2 separate regions of the Mus musculus genome follow, and region 1 is linked to region 2. Evidence: chromatin loops called from intact Hi-C (ENCODE). Cell type or tissue: heart. All regions are shown on one strand.

Region 1 (8,000 bases), 680 kb before region 2:
CTGGCACTTCAAAACCAATCATGTAGAAGCCAGAAGACCATCCTGTGCCTTCACAGGGACCTGACTCATATTTGCTGTTTGAGAAAGAGTGAGTGTACCACAGTAGGGCCACATTGTGGCCACCTCTCTGCAATTTTCTTGTGTCCTCCCACCCATTTGTTCACAATCCCAGAAGCACTGTATGATGGTTACCTAGGGAATTAGTTAAGCACACCTCTGGGAATGCTGACTTCTCCAGAGACAATTAGACACCAAAGACATTGGCTTCATGAGGGATTTGATCTACTGGGGATTCAAGTTTTGAAGCGGGAACTGGGAGGTGGTAGAGCAACAGAAGGCAGGGCCTTGTTGGAAGAGGTAGGCTGCTGAGGTGGACTATAAAGGTCTTGGGTCTGGGCCCTTTCTGTCTCTCCGCTCCACTTCCTGTCCACCTCTATTTCCTCCTCTACTTGCTCCTTTCTTCTGCTGTAATGTTCTACCTCTCTGTGCTGGCTAGTCTTACACCAACTTGACACAAGCTAGAGTTAGCTAAAAGGAGGGACCTCAACTGAGAAAATGCCTCCATAAGCTCTGGCTGCAAGGCATTTTCTTAATTCATGATTGATAAGGTCCCATGATAGGCAGTGCCACCCTTGGGGTGTTGGTCCTGATTCTATAAGAAAGCAGGCTGAGCAAATGAGAAGGAGCAAGCCAGTGAGCAGCACACCTCCTTGGTCTCTGCATCAGCTCCTCCCTCCAGGATCCTACCCTGTTTGAGTTCCTGCTCTGGCTTTCCTCAGAGATGCATGGAAATGTAAGCTGAAATAAGTCCATTCCTTCAAAAGTCGCTTTGGTCATGGCGCTTCATCACAGCAATAGCAACTGTAATTAGGACACCCACCATGGGCCCGGGATCAACGGAGCCAAAGGCCAGAGGCTAACAGAAACCAGAAGCAAAATACACGAAATACACGTTCTGCCTGTTTGTTGCTCTCTCAAGTATTTCAGTCATTGTTAAGCAAAAGTACTAACACATGCTGCCCCCGAGTTACAGAAGATTCCTGTTGCGTCCTACCAATTGGTCTCATAATTTTATGGTTCTGACAAAACCCAGCTCTGACCACAGGTCATTAGACAATCCAAAACTACAAGGGCTAGGAACTCGAAAGCAGCTGTTTTGTGAACGGTCTAGCATTCTCTGCTACAATGAGCATGGCCTTGAGCCAGAACCCTGTGGACATTTGTTGTGATTTCCCTATGAGAGTTTGCCGTATATTCTTTGTGACATCTTTTCTATCACCAGCACTTCCAGTTTTCATGTCATGTACCCCAAACAACAGGGCTGCTTTTCCCAGTCTGGACCTGCTGCAGATCCTTCCCTGAAAGAGTCCCAAATAAGCCTAGAAAAGCTCCCATGCCATTCAGCAAACAGGTCAAAACCTGACTTCTACCCATAGGCGATCTGCCCCTAAGAGCAGATTGACCTAGCGAGTGTATTGTTTCCTTTTTAGCATCAGGAAGATTTAAATTCTATTATTTATCCTTCGTTTTGGGGAGAATGCACTAGCACACTCCTGATTTCTGGGCATTTCTCTGAAACAATAGACCCTCGGACGTTTGGGAAGATTATCTCCTGTCTGCTGAAAGGCAGGTGTCTTAAAGTCCTTAAGGACTTGTCCCTTATTGCTCATTCAGTATGCTTAACACATCTTTGGTAAAGTGTGCAGATATGAAGAATTCTGAGTGAGAGAGAGAGAGTGACAGAGAGAGAGAGAGAGAGAGGAAACAACTTCTGGAAACAAGGGGAGAGTTGGCTTTAATAGAAGGGAAATGGTCATGTCTGCAGGGGCTGGAGATCTCAGGGGAATCCAATGATGTCCTGCCTCCAGTACATTAATTCAGATACAGATACCTCCATCCCCAGTCACAGGAAAGGCCCAGTCTGGGTCTAACCTGCACACCACAACCACATTGACTACCAGATCCATACTACCCTTCCATTTAAGTCTGCGCTCTGATAGCCATTTTTGCCCTCTGGCTGCAGAGATAAGAAACCCATTGCAGGCTCCCAAGGAAGCCCCAGGGTGAATGATTAATCAGGAGCAGATTTTCACTGCCCTGTCCCCACTGCATCAGTAGCCTCCAGCCAAAGCCATCCAAGTTGCCATCATTGTTATGTTTCCTAATTGCCTCAAGTTTACCAAACGCCTGTGAGACAGTCCCTGACAACACATTCCCTTCCTCAGGGCCCTGTGACAGTTTACCCTCTATTGAAAATCACTTCTGAGTCTGTAGGAGCTGCCAGGATCCCATCTATCAGAAATCCCCTTTGTACTGCCAATTGGCAAGTGGGACACCCAACTCCAAAATCCCATTTTAGATTCTGCTTGCTAGGATCACTCCTGGTAGACCCTCAGCTCTCCTAGAACATCCTTTCCCTGAGACTTGTGTTCAATTCTCTGGTCGGGGGAACCTCAGGAAGACACCCTAAAGGGAATCGAAGAAAAGAAGACCTCTGACATCTCAAATCACCTTGCAGAGCTTGGAAGTTGGGCTCTCCTTTCAGAGTTGTCTCAAAGCGAAGCAAGAGGGCCAGGCATTTTTACCCTCTGAACCACGTGTTGTTCAGGGCATGAGACCTTAAAAGCTCACACTCCCAGCAGTCACAGAAAAGAGCATTCTGATCATGAAGAGAGCAGAGAAGAGAAGCAAACCAACTGGACCCGAACATTTAGAGGGAAGAGGGAACAGACACTATTATCACAGGAGGATAAGAGCTTTAAGAACAGATCAACCAAAGGTAATGTGTTGGTTTGGCTTTGATCCCAGCCCATACAAGCCAACTATAAGAAAAGAATCTGAGATAATTAGAAAAGTCTGTGCAGACTTTGTGTTGGCCTGTATTACAGACTTATCATTACCTTTGCTGCAGGTCATAATGGCCAAGCAGCTATGTAGAGAGAACCTTTGTCCACTTGCAGTGCATACTGAAGTGCAGAGGAAATGTCTTGACATGTTTCAGGGAAATACTGGAGGAAAAGATGTTTAAAGATTGATTTAGGGGCTAGAGATATGGCCAAGAGCATGTACCAGGAAGCTCGCAGCTGTCTGTAACTCAGGTTTCAGGACCTCCAGTGCCTTTGGACTCCTAGGGCAATTGCACTCATGTCCACACACCTACACACACACACACACACACACACACACACACACACACACACATTAGGGTGGGGTGGAGTTAAGAACATAATAACATTTCTTATGGAGGAAAAATAAGAATTAGCCAGATGGACTCTGTTGGGTATCCCAACACCATAATCAGGAACCAACCAAACCTTCTTCTCTCTGTCTGGCTGTATCAGGGTATTGACTGTGGGCCACACCAGTGTCATAGTTCTTCACGGCTAGTTTGATCTGGTACTCCTTGGCCTTGACATTCACAATGAACACAGCGTGCTGTTGTCCGTCTTCAGTCTTCTCCAGGGCGGACTCGGCGGTCAGGGGTGTATGGTGTGATAGCTTGGTGCCCCAGTTTGTTTCTCCTGGGTGCACTCTTTTGGGGATATTTGGGCGGCTTCCTCGGGGTCCTTGGCCGCCCCGCCTGAAAGTGGGTTATGTGCAGATCTTCTTTGTTGTGGTGATGGACTTCCAGCACCGCTTTCTTAGCTTTCAAGGCTTTTGGCTTTGGCTTTGGCTTTGGCTTTGGCTTTGGCTTTGGCTTTGGCTTTGGGAGGGGCAGAAGTTTCCTTCTTTGCTTTCGCTTTCAGCTCCATCTTGGCAAAAAGGCAAAATAAGTCTTTTTAGAAAAGATTACATGTTGATAATTATTGACGTTGAGTGACAAGCAATGAACATTTATTCTGACATTATCCTTATGTTTTCTTGAAATTTCCATACAGAAATAACCAGGTATGGTGGTTTACACCTATAACCTACACACCTGAGAGGCTGAGGCAGTAGGATTCTAAGTTCAAGGGTAGCCTGGATATATACTGAGACCTTGCCTCAAAAAGAAAAAAAAAAATTAAAACGTACTGTTGTCCAGACATGGTGGTACAGGCCTTTAATTCCAAGAACTTGGAGGCAAAAGCAGGTGGATCTCTGTAAGTCTGAGGCCAGCCTGGTCTATGTAGTGAGTACAGGATAGCCAAGGCTCTGTAGGGAGACCCCTCATCAATAATAATAATGATGATGACATATAGTTACTAATTATGGCATATTACTAACTATTCCTTATATATATCACAAAACCCATTGCTGCAGTCAAACCCCAGGTTCCTTTCTGTGGTGTTTCCAAAGATAGATAACTATATCTCAATTTAAAACACTAGATATTAATTTCAAAAAGACACAACTTTTAAAACTGCAGCTGGAACACTTAGAAACTGTTTAAAGGTAGAGATCTTTTTCATACGGGCTCAATAAATTATACTCAGAGCCTAGGACATGACTTAGCTCCGGGTAAGTGATGAATAAAAGTCTGTGGAAATTAAAATGACAGAAATATTCCCTGGGCTCCCCTTATGTCACCGTCCACCACTCCCTTAGTTTTTTCCTAGGCTTTAGATTGTCTGGATTCCACTTAGACTCTGTCCCCTGTGGGCCAGGGTCAAGAGTTCCCCTGTCTTGGCTTTTGGCCTTGTGTGAGCACTGGCTCTTCATCTGTAGCTATTATTCTTATTGCTATTATCAACAATGGCATCCTCCTCCTAACCCAATCGCCACACACACCTCCAAGTGGGTGTTCTGCAGCAGAGAAGAACCTTGTATGTAAACCGTGCTGGAGAGAAAGCAGGAAGTTGAAAAGGGGAAAGCTTAGCTTCAACACTACGAGGCAGAGACTGGAAGGGAGGGAAAGAAGGGATTGGGCAGATCCAAAAACCCCCGAGGACTCGTGGGAAACAGTGTCAGACTCCCAGCCAGGAACTGAAGTGTGTGTCTGCAAAATATGGATAGCCGAGCAACTGACCACTTGAACCTCCCAACATCCTTTCTCCAGGGCTCTTAAGAGCTGCCCTCCCACACCTCGCCCCCTCCCTTTCCCCTGCAAAGTCCAAGATCAGCAATCAGTGTTGACATCAACGTGCAAAGGGCTTACAGCCCCCAGGTAAAACAAAAGACGCCCGCAAAAAGGAAAATGAGAAAAAGAACCCAAGGAAAGATCATGATGGAAAAATAAACATGTGCAAAACAAACATCCACAGAGAGGAGAAGGAGGAAAACCAAAGAGACAAGATCAGCCAGAAAAAACAAGAACAAAAACAACAAGAAAAGCCAAGAACGGGGGAGGGGGAGCTGACTAAAATAAAACACAGGCGTAATCCTTCATATAAAACAGTAGAGAGAGAAGGGATGGGGCAGAACGAGCACCCTGCACAGGCCTGAGCACTTCTGCATGCACCATCTCAGTTAATCTCCATACCAACACCCCAACGTGGATACAGCTATGCTTTCCACAGTGAACACTGAGGCTTACCAAGTTATGTTACAGGTCTACACAGTTTTAAAGGGTTGGTGGCACACACCTGCAATCTCAGTACTCAGGAGGCTGAGGTAGGAGGATCGTGAGTTCAAGACCAGCCTAGACTACATGGTGAGCCCCTCAAAAACAAGGGGAAAAAGTGGTAGGATAGAGTCTAAACAGAACCCTGCTGCTTTCAAACTTGATGTCTCCTGCAGCCTACCCTGGATTTGAAAAATAGGATAAATATGACTTTGAATTTTAGTTGATTATATTCTCTAATATTAACAACCATATACTCAGTGATTTCTTAATTTTACAGTGTGTTGCTGAGGTCAAACCCAGGGCCTCATGCATGCTATGTACCTATTCTTCCACTGAGCCACACACTCAATCCTTGAATAATTTCTTGAAATTAATCCTCAATGTTTTTATTTATTATTGTTTTTAAATTTCTTACCATTTTTTATTAGTATTTTATGTGTGGGGGTGTTTTACCTACATGCTACATGTATGTCTATATGCCACTCGGTGTGCCTGGGGCTCACGGAGGCCAGAAGAGTGTGTCAGACTCCCTGGACCTGGGGTTACAGGTGGTTATTAATTACCCTGTGGGTGCTGAGAATCAAACCCCAGTCCTATGCAAGAGCAGCCAGAATTCTTTACCATTGAGCCACCTTTGCAGTTCCTGCTTTAATTTCCTTAAAACCAAATCTTTATTAATTATTAATAATATTAATAAATGAATATTAAACGACAGAAATGTCTCTAAAGTGTGTTGCCAATGGCTGTGCATAGCTGGTGTGTGTTGAGGGCCCTGGATGGCATATCTCTTATATCTGAATTAAATCATAGACTCCCAAGTGGGCAGGAACCTCACATTAAATGTTTATCTTATACAAAATAATACATCGTCTTAGAGCCCAAAGCTACTGTCAGATGAGTTGAACAACTGAACCAATACCAGGCCTGATTGCCTGGTGACTTAGGGTTATAAAATACTCCTTTTCTTGTGTTAGGAATGCAGTTCAATGGTAAAGTGCTTGCTTACCAAGTTCAAGGCCCTGGGTTGGATCCTAGGCATCAAAAGAGAAAGAAAGAGGGGGTGGGAGAGAGAAAGCAGGGTGCTATAGCCAAGTTCCAGAGCTAAGCTTTTTCAGCAAGGGAGGTGCCAATACTCGGGAACAATCAGAAAGAGTCTCGACCTCTCAGCCACCCCTGGGTGCCTTTGCTGCCTCTCCTAGGTCTTTTCTCTAGTAATGGTTGAGGTTTCCCACTTCCTGTATGCCACACTTAACTGTACCGCCTGCATGAGAAGGGGAGAGAGAATGTGCAGGCCAGGTGGCCACAAGCCTTGTCTTCCAATTCTTCAGCTGGTGGCTGTTCAGCTACAGAGGTCCTTCCCCTTCAACATGACTTTACAGGCCCTTCATGTTTACTGGCTGGGCTCCGAATGCAATGTTGATTTTCCTGGTTCATAAAGCCAAGCAGAGCTTCTGCTTGCCAGACAGGTGTATTTGTTTTTGAATGATAAGGACACTCACTCACTCTGTTTAGGCTAATAATAAGCACTTCAGAAATCCTTATAAGTCTGGAAGCGGAAAGAACAACCTTCAGTTGTGGAGTCTGTTAATGGAGTCCTTGTCCTCTGAGAATGCAGGGTCTTGGTCCAAAGCTGGGTGCTTGCTGGCTGACCCTGCTGGCAAGCAAACCCCATGTAATATTGTCTTTGAAAGCCCTCTTCCATCAAAAGAATCCTCAAATTGTGTTTAATGAGTAGTTCTACAGTGAAGAGAAAACAAATAATAAACAGGAGGATGGTGGCCCCAAAGACACCAGAAGAGTCCGCAGCAAGAGGGAGGCACCCGCTCCCTTCAGCCTCATGGCCTAGACGGAGAGTGGACTTTGATGAGACTTGAAACAGTAGCCAGGGAAAGCAAGTGTGGCAAAGGACAGTTGAAAAAGCTGCAGAACTCTTGTTCCTGAACCCACCTAAAGACCCGATATTTCAAAAGAGGAAGCTTGTAATGGGACATGTGCTCAAGTCACTTTTCTAACCCTCTGCATTGGTTATCAGAGCTATGGCGGATGATATCCAGAGTCCAATCGCAACAGCACTGTGAGCCCGGAAGGCAGCCTCCCACCAGGCAGGGATGCTGGACTCAAGTTCAGTGACCTTATACCTCAGTCCCAGTTCTGCCCTTAATTCTCAATCAACCCATTGCTGTTGAGTTTGTCTCCACCAACACACGTCAGTGCAAAGTGACTTGCCTTGGCTGCCGTCTGGTGAGTCTGCAGTCACTAGCTGCAAGATGGCTCCTCCCTTCTGAGCTCACGTGCTCAGGTTATCTTAGTAGAAGGAGGCACATCTCAGGCCCACTACACACACACACACACACACACACAAATACACTCATACATACAAAGATAATACATAGCTAGGCCGTGGTGGCGCATGCCTTTAATCCCAGCACGCGGGAGGCAGAGGCAGGCGGATTTCTGAGTTCGAGGCCAGCCTGGTGTACAAAGTGAGTTCCAGGACAGCCAGGGCTAGAGAAAC
Region 2 (8,000 bases):
TATCTTCTTGAGACAGAAGACATGAGAGAGAAGTGAATTAGGTAGTACAACAGAGACTGCAAACTCCTTCCCAAAAACAGCTGTAAGTTTTACCTGTGTCTGGGCCTCTGAGTTCAATGGCCTTTTATCCAGATTCACTTTGGCTCTTCTTGCATATTCTTCGGGCTTCCTAATATAGACTCTAATTCCCCCTCTGTCTTTTATTAGTGGATGTTAGCGTATGAAACAGGGTTTCCTTATGCCATTTCCATGCGTGAATATAAGAAACTTGGATGAACTGATCCCTTCTGTGACCCATGCTCATCGATAGTAGTGTCCCCTTTGCTTCCAAGTGCGTCTAGATTATTGTCAATGTAAGAACTTTTAAAATTGAGGGTCTCGCTTTGTTACCCAGATGGTCCTCAGTGCTCTGGGCTCAAGCAGCCCTCCTGCTTCAGCCTCCTGCATACTGGGGCTATAGGTGTACCATAGCACCTAGCTGACCCAGGTTCTCCTGGAGCAGATTGCAGTACGTATACCTGGATAGACTGTATGTTCTTGCTTACTGGCATATTTTTATATAAAACCAAAGATCCTTCAAGTGGTTTCCTGAATGTAAGAAAATACACATTTACACTTTGAAAGATATTAGTCCTCACCGCCAAATATCTCTGAAATAGCTTCCGTCTTTAGTGCTATGGATTGATGCTTCGTGCTGAGTGTTTTGAATGTGCTCTTTGTTGCCCCTTCCTGGACAGAGCTAGGAAGGCAGTGCTGCCTGCTTGGTACATGGGAGTGCTGAGGCTTTGTACCGAGAACATACCATAAGTCCTGGACATTCAGGATCCCAGTTTATCCTTCCACCAACCACTGTCAGGTGCACACACAAGTCTCTTCATATTTATGAATTTAGGAAGTAGAGCAAAATTTAGTTTTGTTCTTAAGTGACTGTCTTACATAGGATTCGATACCTTGACATGTTTACTGGCTAGCTGCGAAGTTTTTAAATTGTCTTTTATAATCTCAGCCTTATTTTTATGAGATTGTTCACTTGTTTTCCTTATTGGGTCCTTCGAGTTCCTCCCTCCTTCCCTCCTCCCCTCCCTCCCGCCTCTTCATTCCCTAGGGTCTAGGGTGTTCTAGCCAGGTGCTTTCCCATCAAGTTGTAGCTCTAGTCCTCTTTTAAACTTTTTATCTGGAAACAGGATCTCACTAAACAGCCCAGATTAGGTTTGAATTCACCAAATACCCTAGGCTGGTCTTGAACTTGTGACCTTCCTGGCTCAAGCTCCCAGTTAGCTAGATTTCAGGCCTGTTCCACTATGACAGGCTGATTTCTACATGTCTTATGTAGTAACCCTCTCCCTTGTATGGCAAACCCCTTTTCTCTTCAGTTTGTTTCTATCAACTCTTTGTGTGCTTTGCCAAACAGAACTTTATATATCTAATTGTGAATCCGTTCATCTTTTAAGGCCTGAGTGGTTGGCTACCCTTCTTCCATCATAGGAGTATAATATTTTCTATGCTTTCTTATGTTTCTATAATTCCTCAATAACATTTATTTGTGATTGACTCCATTGGGTTTTGTCACTTTGACACAAACCTAGACATATCGAGGAAGAGGGAATCATAATTGAAAAAAACAATGCCTCCGTAAGGCAAGTTTCTAGAGCATTTTTTTTTTTGATTAATGGTTGATGTGGGAGGGCCCAGTCCACTGTGGGTGGGGCCATTCCTAGACAAGTGGTTTTAGATGGTATAAGAAAGCAGACTGAGCAAGTCATGAGAAGCAAGCCAGTAAGCATCATTCCTCCATGGCCTCCGCTTCAACTCCTGCCTCCAGGTTCTTCTAGTGTTTGAGTTCCCGCCCTGGCTTCCCTCAGGGATAGAGCGTGCCCTGAGAGTTATTAGCTGAAGTAAACCATTTTCTTCCCAAGTTGCTTTCTTTGTCATGGTGTTTTATCACACTAATAGACACCCTAAGTAAAATCATTTTAGATACTGAGAACAGTTACAGCCAGATTGCAAACCCTTGTGTTTTGCTACACAGAGGGTGATGTAGTTAATAATCTTGTATTATATTAATCACATTGCTGTAAGAAAGGGTTTGGAATGTTCCCATCATGAAGAAATGATAACCGTTCGAGATGATGGGTAATCTGCTCATGCTGTGTTGAGCAGCTCCTCAGGAATAGACAGATATATTGAAGCATGGTTCTGCACTCTATACAGCCTGTCAGTCCTCTAGCCTAGATTATAAAATTATTAATTTATTTTCACATAGGTTCTTACATGTTCTTTATAGCAGTGATTTATTTCAGAAGCATCCTGGGAACGTAAGCTGGCTTTAATCGTCACGTTTCTGCACGTGTTGGGGAAAGCCTAGTATAATGGCATGCAAAACATCCACTATCCTTAGATGCTGCACAGTGTGCAAGGAATTCAGTTAGGAGCCACTATTTTTATATATCAGTTTAGAAAAAATCGAACCCACCCACTTTTACCTAATCCAGATTAACATCGGAGGGTCTGTGCCGACTGTGTTTGGACAACCCCATCATTTGGGTTCTAAGGTTGGCAGAAGTGAAGACTAAATTGGTTTGCCAAGGAACCCTAAAGTTCCTCCTGTCTCTACACAAGTTCCTCCAGAGCTCAGATTACAGACCTGTGTTACCATCCAAGCTATTTAAGGGGATTTGAACTCTGGTCCTGATGATTGTGTGGTGAGTACTTTTTGAGTCATATCCTCAGCCCATGTCTTCCTTTCTTGTAACACACAGCCACTCTCCAGAGAGACCGCATCTTCAAGCATTTTACCAGGAAGCGCCAAAGGGCTATGCGAAGACGAGTCCATCAAGTGAACGGACATAAGTTCATGGCCACGTACCTGAGGCAGCCCACCTACTGCTCTCATTGCCGAGAGTTCATCTGGTGAGACAGCCTGCTTACCCCCACCCCACCCCACTTTCACCTCCATCCCTGGGCTTGCTGCTGGAGGCTTCTTTGGCTTATGTGTGGTTTCAGGAGAAAACATAATGGATACTATTCTTCAGATCTGACTTTTGCCTCCTATTCGATACATTGATCCTCTTTTAACAGGTTTAAACTCCTACTAAAATAATAGCAAAACTAAGTAATTTACGGACCCAAATGTTAGATATTATTTCGTATACTAGTTACTCTATTGAAGATGCTAATAGATGAAAGAGCATGAATCAGAGAGAGAGGAGAGTCAATCAATTGATAAATTAGAAAACCTGGCTGAGGAGAAAGGAAAATTATTTTTGAGGAAGTTATTAATGCTTTGAGGAAGGCATGGATCGTGTGATCAGTTATGAGGAATAATCGTGGTGAGAAAGCCTCGTTCTCAGTGGTGTCCAGACATATGGCATCCGGAGGAAGGCCATGGCGTCCAGTGGTCCTCTACCACCATCTCATCTCCAGCAGTTAGGAACTAATGTAATTAAAGGTTGAGAAATTCTAAAGACTTGGGGCACTGTCTTACAAGAAGTAAGCCTGAACAAGCCGTGGCAAGTCTATAGCAGAAAATAAATGTAAGCAATAATTACTTTCAAAGAGAGTCAAGGTTAAGCATACTTATGGCATTTGTAAACAGAATTACAACTCCCGACCCCAACACACACACACACACACACACACACACACACACACACTACCATAGAACACATCAGGGTGAGTCATAAATCAATATGAACAGAAAGGAGATGATGGCACCACGTCTGCCCCCCTGTGGATTTCAGCGGGAGATGTAGAGATAAGACAAGGGAGAGTGCTGGAGCCAGGTAGCTGCAGTGTGTGTGTGTGTGTGTGTGTGTGTGTGTGTGTGTGTGTGTGTGTGAGTGAATGGAGGAGCTGAGTTGCTTTTCACTAAGGATTTAGGAGACAGCTGAAGGGAGGAGAAACGGGAACCCTCACCACCTCCTGTTTATATCACCAGGAGCGGTCTAATCCATCAGCTGGTGTTCTTTGTGCCTCCTGGTAATAAACAAGGGCTCAGAACAGCACACTTTCTGTACCTCTTCCCCGAAGAGATGTTTTTCATAAGGGGCCAGGGAACACACTTCTTCTAGAGAAGTATAATTATAGATGTTATTACTGAACCATTTGACTGACAGTAATTTTTCTCCCTTTTGTCTTGAACAGGGGAGTATTTGGGAAACAGGGTTATCAATGCCAAGGTAAGAAAAACATGTTTACAACCGTGTTTAATTGTGCTTCTTTGTGAAAATATGATAACACCAACAGAAGACAGGCCAGGCTGCCTCCTATCAATACCATGATAACTCTCCGTAAGACACATGGTGCCCGTATGGCAGACTCTAGTTCGTACCAGACCCTGGACGTTTTTGACAGTATAGAGGGAATCTGTTCATTTCTAAAATCAACACCCAGAAGAGCTTTGCAGCTTAAAGTTCGCTCTTCAGTAACTTGAGAGAGCTAAGAAGGAGTCCAAGGCATACAAGGGTGAGTGTGCCCTTGAGTCTTGAAGATAAAAGTCTTGGTTTTTACATTGCACTTTTAACAAGATGAGATGTCGCATGCTGTGTTCATGTCACCTGCATAGGGAATGGATGCTCGTCTCCAAATTAGCTTTATCTTTTTAGCTTTCTGGTTTCAGAAACAAAACAGAACAAAACAAAAAACCGAGGGTCTGGAGAGGTGGTTCCCTGGTGAAGAGCCCTTGTTGTTCTTGCATAGTTTGTGAGGGTTCAGTCGTGAGCACCCCCACATGGCTGCTTACACTGTGCAAGTTTAGAGGATATGATGCCCTCTTCTGGCCTCCAGGGGTACTACATGCTTATGGCAAAAAATACACACAGGCCAAGCACCATAAACATAAAATAAATGGCTCAGCGGTTAAGAGCACTGACTGCTCTTCCAGAGGTCCTGAGTTCAATTCCCAGCAACCACATGGTGGCTCACAACCATCTGTAATGGCATCTGATGCCCTCTTCTGGTGTGTCTGAAGACAGCTACAATGTACTCATATACATTGGATAAATAATATTTTAAAAAATAAAGTAAAAAGTCCTCAGTTTTTTTTAATTAACTTCATTTTTAAAATGAGATATTAGCATGTACCAGGCCATGGTCTTGATCTGTAACTCAATGAATGAACGAATGTGAGAAAAAAATCCACAATTAAATACATTTTCAGAATTCTAAGGTAAAATCAACTTAGTATCATTCTTGAAGACTTAAAATTAAATAAATTCAAAGTGTGAAAGCAGCCTCCTTCTATGTAGGGGTGTGGGCTGGGTCCCCATGGCCTTCCGTGGGGCTCCCTTCCTGTTGCCCTGAGTTTGGTCAGTCTGTATCTGTAGTACTGGGCATCTTGACTTTCACTCTGCAGGTGACTGGTAGCCGTGCCATGTATTCTACAGAGCCGGTCCACATGTAAATAAGGAAAATCCTCTTTCTGTTTTGGAGGAAGCAATGCAATGTGGGTCGTGTCTCCCCCCCCCCCCCCCCCCCCCACTTAGGAGAACTGACTGAGACATAAGCTTGAATCTAAGTTATGTATGAAAATTTCCACTGAATTCTCAAAGTTAGAGAGAGCAAGCATAGCAATTGTAAGGGACCTATAAATGTGAATTCAGTCCTAAGTGAGAAAATAGCTCACAAGGTAGGACGATAACAGTTTTCAGCCTGGACCTGTCTAATATAGGGGTATGCTCTCTAGTGATATATATATCCATATATATATATCTCCATCATATACATTCTTATATAGATTGAGAAGCTCTAGATACACAAGGGTACCATTGACAGATTAAAATGTATGACTTAAGGGTACATCTGTTGTGTTGTTTTTCCTCTCAGCATGTCGCTGAGACATCTGATGGCTGACTTCTGGTGGGGCACCTGCTCTTTAAAGAACAGGAAAGAACACTAGTTAGGAGGCATGAGAAAGTTTTGTTTACATTTCACCGAAGAACGTAAAACCAAACGTGTGGTAGGAGAGAAGTATGCGGGCCCACCCTCATCAGAAGCACAGGGTGGTGTTTCCGACTAATCAGGCTTGAGGCAGAGGAAACGGCCAGAGCTAAGAAGGCCACTGTGTGTGTAGTAGTAACCGGGCCGGTTCTTCAGACAGACATGAATGTGGTTGGCGTGTACATACCTAACAGTGGGCAGGGAAGCACGTGAGAACAAGGCCCTTGGACCACAAGGGAGGTAGACAGGCCTACTGTCATAGCTGCTCTGTCGATCATTGCTGGCCTCGGCCAGGCCAGGCAGAGGAGCAGTAAGGCTTTGGTTGATCTAAACAGAGCTGTCACAGTGTGATCAAACTGACGTTGATGGGAAGCACCAGCCTGCAGCGTCAGACAACACATTCCTCCTAAGCTCACGTGGAACATTCACCAGCAGAGAACACCCGCTGGACCTTAAACCTACTGTAACAAACAAGAAACATACAGAAAGCACAAGACTCATGCTGTCTGGCCAGCCAGTGGCTCAGCAGGCAGGAGGCCGTTCCTGTGCAGCCCGAGAACCTGAGGTTGAATCCTGGATCCCACTAGGTGGCAGGGTAGATTCAGAGTTGTCCTGTGCGCGCACGCACACACGCACGCGCGCGCGCGCGCACACACACACACACACACACACACACACACACACACACACACCACACACACCTTGAACTCACATATCTCCACCTGCCTCTGCCTCCCAAGTGCTGGGATTAAATTCATGTGCCACCATATCCAGCTTCTTGCTCATTCCATATACACTACGACACCCTTATAGGGCTGCAAACGGGAAAGCATATTGTCAGAGTTCTAAATATTCACACAGCTGGTTGAACCGTTCTGCAAGTGTTTATTCAACTGCCCATTCAGCCCCCAGCATCATTCAGGGAATTCCGGGCAGGCCCCAGCCACATGTGGAAGATTTGAAGTAGGAGTCAGTCTGAGGGGCTGTAGGAAATCAGAGGAGGAGAGGCAGTTTGGGGTGAGATATTCTTTGGGTTTTATCTTGTCATAAGCATTAGATGCAGTTACCAGGTGAGTAGGCTATGTTGGAGAGGCAGAGAAAGGCCATACGTTTGGAACCGTGCTGGGTTTGAACACTGTTGATGGACATGAGAAACCCACTGGAAGTGTTCAGGCATGGACAGAAATGACCAGGGTTATACTGTGAAAAGATTTCTCTGAAGGATGGGGCGCAGTCAGGAAGGCGAGGACAGCTTAGGACAAGATGGCAGACAGCTTGGATGTAAACAAAGGTCTTGTTAGGATGGTGTCAGTAGATGCAGGAAGGATGAGGGCACTGGCTGCCAGGATGTGGCCAGACATCCAAGCCAAGTTTCTGGCATGGGCAGCTTTCGTTGACTGCTGCAACTGGCTGTCCTAGGAGGCTCTGATAAATGTGTAATTGCTGGATTTAATTTCCCAGTGTGCACCTGCGTCGTCCATAAACGCTGCCATCATCTAATTGTTACAGCCTGCACTTGCCAAAACAATATTAACAAAGTGGATGCCAAGGTAAGTGAGTGCTAGTTTGCTGACTAAGCACAATTCCCTCTGTGTGTGCTCTCTCTCTCTCTCTCTCTCTCTCTCTCTCTCTCTCTCTCTCTCTCTCTCTACTCTTCCCTACTCACCTCTCCCCACAGCCCTCCCATAGTCCTTAGGACCCACAACAGTGCTGCTGGAATTTGTATTTCTGTTCTTTGGCAGTCTGACCTCACTTTGCCTAGTGGTAACTTTGCCTCACTTCCACAGAATGCCTCCCCATAACTACCCATACTAACATAGTATATGGATAGTAACCCATAACTACCCATAGTAACCCATAACTATCCACAGTAACCTGTACTAACAGGAGAAAAGGGTTACTTTGTCTTGTGGTTTTAGATACTTCAGACTGAAGAATGGGGAGAGCTGTACAGAGCAGAACAGTTCCCGGCAGGGTGGAGAAGAAACTGATTCTGAGACTTAGGGTGGGGTATTACCTGCAAAATTCTGCCACTAAGAATGGACTTTTAAAAAGCTAGATCC

Evidence for each region. A loop is a pair of places that touch in the nucleus more often than their neighbours do. Peaks named below come from ENCODE experiments on the same cell type or tissue, not always from the same donor. Only the 100,000 strongest peaks of a DNase experiment are listed, where the experiment ranks them.
Region 1: it touches region 2 in a loop (2.7-fold over the local background); 3 of 42 quality-filtered maps call a loop at or near these places.

What each region holds. Positions count from the first base shown.
Region 1 is chr12:73,007,721-73,015,720 of GRCm38, forward strand. No RefSeq gene overlaps it. Among named protein-coding and RNA genes, the nearest start is that of Gm51264, 34 kb to the right of the region's middle. In heart, no CTCF peak of the experiment used is centred here; DNase peaks (open chromatin) are centred at 4,611 and 4,891.
Region 2 is chr12:73,688,789-73,696,788 of GRCm38, forward strand. Prkch (protein kinase C, eta) reads left to right here. Exons shown (of 14, transcript NM_008856.4): 3 at 2,760-2,910; 4 at 4,144-4,178; 5 at 7,399-7,487. Among named protein-coding and RNA genes, the nearest start is that of Gm34189, 89 kb to the right of the region's middle. In heart, CTCF peaks have their summits at 737 and 4,777 (motif pointing left); DNase peaks (open chromatin) are centred at 3,746 and 4,743.